Linked DNA regions of Mus musculus: region 1 is linked to region 2. A link is a loop called in an ENCODE intact Hi-C map of the cell type or tissue named here. Cell type or tissue: heart. All regions are shown on one strand. Region 1 holds the start of Arl6ip5 (ADP-ribosylation factor-like 6 interacting protein 5). Region 2 holds the start of Eogt (EGF domain-specific O-linked N-acetylglucosamine (GlcNAc) transferase).

What was found. Peaks named below come from ENCODE experiments on the same cell type or tissue, not always from the same donor. Only the 100,000 strongest peaks of a DNase experiment are listed, where the experiment ranks them.
Region 1: a loop joins it to region 2, with 2.3 times the contacts of the local background. A loop is called at or near these places in 2 of 42 quality-filtered maps.

Annotation. Positions count from the first base shown.
Region 1 is chr6:97,210,270-97,212,769 of GRCm38, forward strand. Arl6ip5 (ADP-ribosylation factor-like 6 interacting protein 5) reads left to right here and starts at 523. Exons shown (of 3, transcript NM_022992.2): 1 at 523-727. The coding sequence starts at 552. In heart, a CTCF peak has its summit at 1,222; DNase peaks (open chromatin) are centred at 472 and 1,932; H3K4me3 peaks cover 2,146 bases; H3K27ac peaks cover 1,915 bases.
Region 2 is chr6:97,148,004-97,150,503 of GRCm38, forward strand. It overlaps Eogt (EGF domain-specific O-linked N-acetylglucosamine (GlcNAc) transferase), which reads right to left and starts at 883. Exons shown (of 18, transcript NM_175313.5): 1 at 829-883; 2 at 1-255. In heart, CTCF peaks have their summits at 950 and 2,344 (motif pointing right); a DNase peak (open chromatin) is centred at 978; H3K4me3 peaks cover 1,587 bases; H3K27ac peaks cover 1,593 bases.

The DNA.
Region 1 (2,500 bases), 62 kb after region 2:
CAGTTCACTTCAGTCAAACCCTTGCTCCCATTTTTTTTTTTTCTAGTGTGATTTCACACAAAGTGACTCATGAAAATTGCACGCATATGTGGGGAGATTAGCAATACCGGACTTCAGTGACACTGAGGCCGGCTTCCATTCCATTCCACTTATATTGACAGCTGAACAGCTGCTTTTTTTTTTTTTTTTTTTTTTTTTTTTTTTTTTTTTTTCTCCCTTCAGGGCAAAGAACACACACAAGCGATGTGTTTAAAAAGAGATGGTTTGTATTTAAACTGCCAGAGAGAACTGACACCACCTTTAGTTTAGGTAGGGGATTTCCGCTAGTTACTTTTTGTCCTAACATTGGATAAAGCCCACTGCTCTGAGTCACTAACCACTTCCAGCCAATCACAGACAGACCAACACACCCGCCCGCAGCCAATTTTCTGAGCCCTGCCGTGCTTTAACCGCAGAACCAATCCGAAGGACCCGCTGTCATCTTTCATCCAGCTGGTTGTCGCTGCCGCCGCCTCCAGATTCCGAAGGCGAAGCTCGCGAAGCAGAGGAACATGGACGTGAACCTCGCCCCGCTCCGTGCCTGGGACGATTTCTTCCCGGGCTCTGATCGTTTCGCCCGGCCGGACTTCAGGGACATTTCCAAATGGAACAACCGTGTAGTGAGCAATCTGCTCTATTACCAGACCAACTACCTGGTGGTGGCTGCCATGATGATTTCGGTTGTTGGGTAAGTGGGGTCTTCTGCCTGGAGCACCTGTCCAGGGTCAGGACGTAGGGACCACGAGGACAAGATCGCGAAATGCAAGACTAGGTCCACACGGAGCGCCTGCCTCAGGGAAGGGTCTCGGGAAGTGGCCCACCCAGTGGAAACTTGTTCTCAGGGCGAGGCCACAGCTCTCTGAGGTCCCCTTTCTTTCTCTTTTTGCTCTAGAGGCTTGAGCAGGGACCCTGGGAGGGAAGAGGTGAGGAAAACGCTGAGAACTTGGGACAATGAGAACTACCCCCTCCCACGTCCCCGTGCTGAAGATATTCGCCTGTCAGATGTTTGTAGCACAGTGGGTGTTTTAAAAATAAGAAAAAATGTGGTGGTGTTGTAACCTTGTCCTGGGGCTGCCTAGCAAAGCCTGGAGTGACAGGGTGTGGACCCAGGGCTGTGTTTAAGTGGCCTCTCCGGCTAATGTCTGTCTATACTGTACATAGAACTGAGCTTCCGCTCAGGCGGATGCGAGTCTCCTGGTGGCGCATCTTCCCCTGTGAGGTGACTCTGGAAACGAGGCCCCCTGACATTTTCTTTTCCCCTAGAAGTTGCCGGACACGGTCGCTTTAGCTTTGCTCCTTAGCCTGGGGTCTTAAACATCTCTGAAGGCCTTTTCGATGCTGGTTAAGAAGTTTCCTGTGCTAAGTAAGGTTATACGTGAACATTCTGGCGCACATACACGTACACATTTCCGCACCTGTTTCCTGAGAAGCTGTTTTTCCTTGTAGGTTACCCTTTAAAAATGCTTCTTCCACCTTTTAACAAAATAAATGGTTATATTCGCCATTTTATTATCTCTTATACGAATTTAAATAGAAGGTTTTACAAAACACCCTCTTGCCCTAAAAGAAGTCCTTTTCTAAGGTTTCTCTTTCCGAACAAACCCAAAGAGAAAGAGAAGCTGCTAGGGAGAAAAACAAAAAACAATCCCAAAAAGGAGAGAGAAGAGATGCACACTCGGGGCTCTTAGGAAGGGGTGCGTGATAAGGCGCTGTCTTAAGTTGGCCTGAGGTTAGCTGGCTTATTTACTTAGCTACCTCTGGGCACCAGATCCCACGCCAAGCTCTGAGCGCACCAAGATGAATCAGACTTGAATTCTGGCCCAGGGACACATGGCATTTGCTGAGCCTCAAAAGGAGCAAACTCACAGCACGGAGGAGACTGGCAAGCTTCCTCATTTCCAGGCGTGGTTCGGAGTGGTCACCGGTTCTCAAATGTGGGCTCCATGTGAGATCTTAGCTGTGTGTGGCTGAAGGAACTGCCAACTCTGGGGATGGCGTAGTGTGCAGAGGACACAGGCTCTAGCGGACTCTGACTAAACGGGCAGCTGAGCAACCATTAGTCAGGGGAAGAAAGCCAGAGGCAGTTGTTCCTGAACCTGCCCCCAAAACTCTGCTTCTTCCCAGAGGACAGACTTCACAAAGTCGCTTCTTTAAAATAAAATAACTAGCTGGGCACTGCTGGTGCACGCCTTCGATCTCAGCATTTGGGAGGCAGAGGCAGTCGAATCTCTGTGAGTTCAAGGCCAGCTTGGTCTCCAGAGCAAGTATGAGTATAGTTGGGGATACACAGAGAAACCCTATCTTGAAAATCCAACAAAACAAAACCAAAGAACTCTAATAATGGGTTTACATCTCTTGTAAACTTTCATATTCTTTTCTTCCTCTTTGGTGGTTACCTAGTTATGGGGTGGATTATCTTCTCTTAAATAGAAAGGTTTGACACAGACCAATCAAATATACA
Region 2 (2,500 bases):
AAAATCTAAAGGAGCAGATCAGAAAGTTGGCTTTTGCAAGGGAGGGCATGTACCCACTTGCATATGCTGGGTGATGGTTCCCTGTGGTGCATGAAAGTACAACTTCAGGGCCTGGCAGAAAGCCTTCCCGGAGTTGAGTTCTCTGGCAAGACTTGGCAGGGATGAAAGCTTTAGTAGGTTAGGCTACCGCGTCTTTTTGCACAAAACGGTCAATCGCGCTCCACTCGTGTGTGGCTTGATTGGATTTTCACGGACCTAAAAAGAGAAGAGGAAAAAAAGGTAAAAATCTGAACGCCGTAAACCATGAGAGCTGGGGTTACTAGGACTACCACATGAATGGCTTAGGGCATTGCTGGGCAACAGAGCCAGCAGCGGACAGATGAAGTGCATCTGGGACTCAAAGACTATCAAGTCCCAAGGTAGGCAAGCAGACAGAGCTCAGACAGAGCTCGGCTGCCTGAGGCGCCGAAGTGGCAATCCTGCTGTGGCGATCCTCCGGTTGTCTGCGGAACGTCAACCCCTCCCCTGTGTAGCGGAGTCAGCCCCTCGCGCCCGGCAGCAGCCAACCCTGCCCCGGGTGCTTGGGGAAGCAGCTGTCTTAGGAGACGCTCGGCTCCCAGGTGTGCCTGGAGAAGCCACTCCGCCCCAGCATGGGGATCGAGGCAACAGGGCAGGCCTGGCTGGGCATCTCCCTAGCCTACAGCCACCGATCAACTCCTGGTAACCAGCTGAAGGCCGCGGGCTGGGATCAGAGTCCCAGAGTCAGGCTGCGGGCCCACGGGGGTGCAGGCGCCGGCCAGGAACAGGCGGGGAAGGCGCGGGGCCCACCTGCAGCTTGACTAGGGAGCGGCGGCGGCGGCAGTGGCGGCAGCTTGGGAGTAACGAGACGTCACCGCCGGCAGCCGCGAACCGGAAACCTCCGGCGCCCAAGCCGGGCCAGGGGGCGCCCGGGAGCTGCCGCGACACCTTGGCCCGGGGCTCAAGGGCGGACCGGAATGCCTTGACCACACCCAGCGACCAGAGTCTGGAAGGCACTCTTGGACACCCATCAGCCAAGGTTACGGACACCCTGTGACCCACAGCCTGATCCACTGGGGACACCCGCCTACATCCCCTCCGGGACGTGGGACACCGGGGTGCAAGTCCCTGGCTGCTCCTCCAGGCGCTTGGCAGGTCTCCAGCACCAGAGAGTAGGCAGGCAGACTACGGGACTGTTTACATATCACTCAGGGTTGTAATTTTATTGCTTTCCCATTCTGAGCAGAAGTTGCTGCCCTGATTTTCAAATGAGACTGGATGTAGTGGGACACTCTCTGGTGGGTAGTGAAAATACTGTAGATTCCAGGGAATTGTACCTGTCCATGAAGTGTCCAAGTCCAATGGCTACTCTTGTTTAATTTTTACGTTTTTGCTATTTCATGATGATTTCTAACTGCTTGTTTAGGTGATGATTACGTGTATGCATATCTCCCATTCTCTTCCATTCTTGACACCTTGCAGTTCCAGCATGCCTTCTGGAGCATGGGGGAGACAGCCATTAAATTATGATTAAAGGGTTCAAGGGCTGACAGGTGGCTTAGAGTTTTCAAAGCGCTTGTGGGAGCAAGCCTGACGACCCACGTTGAATCCTAGGATCCTACCACGAAAGGGGAGAACCCACTCCCTGACCTCGTTCTCTGACCTCCTGGATACTCACACCTTCCTATACAATACTAATAAATGAAAAAAAGGACCCAGCTTATATTAATGGTGTCAAAATAAACATGCTCAGATGCATTCAGTTCACAAGGCTTACATGTCTTATAAATTTTAAGAAGCTACTATGAGAACTGAAACCAGAACTGGTGGTACAGGCCTGCTGTTCCAGCTACTCCACAGGCTGAGTCATGGAAAAAATTTAAAAAAAATAAAAAATAAAAGGAAGTTCAAGACACCCAGACAACTTAGTGACCACGGAGATGAGTGCTATCCTAACATGTGCACGACCCCAGGTTCAATCCCCAGTAACATACAACATACACATGGGCTGGGCACTTTAGGGAAGGCCTTTCTTTAATCCTAGCTAGCACTTGGAAGGCAAAGGCAAATGGATCTCTGTAAGTTTGAGGCCAGCCTGATCTATGTCGCAAGTTCCAGACCAGCTGTGTTTTATATGTGTATGTGTTTAATATGTATATAATTTGTTTAATATATATCCTGTTCAGTATGTATTGTGTTAGCATGTCATTTACATGTGCCAAACACACATTAAAGAACAAAAGAACATTACAGTAGTTTTTAAAATGCATTTTAAAATTTTTATGTATAGGTATTTTGTGCGTGTATGCACACACGGCCAGAAGAGGGCATCAGATCTCTGGAACCGGAGTTACAGTTATTAGCTGCTATGTGTGTACTAGGACTTGAACTCAGTCCTCTGAAAGAGTACCAGTGCTCTTAACTCAGCCACTAACCACACTAGTAAGCCTGGCAAAGGCGATGGAACCAGGGCGCTTGTGTG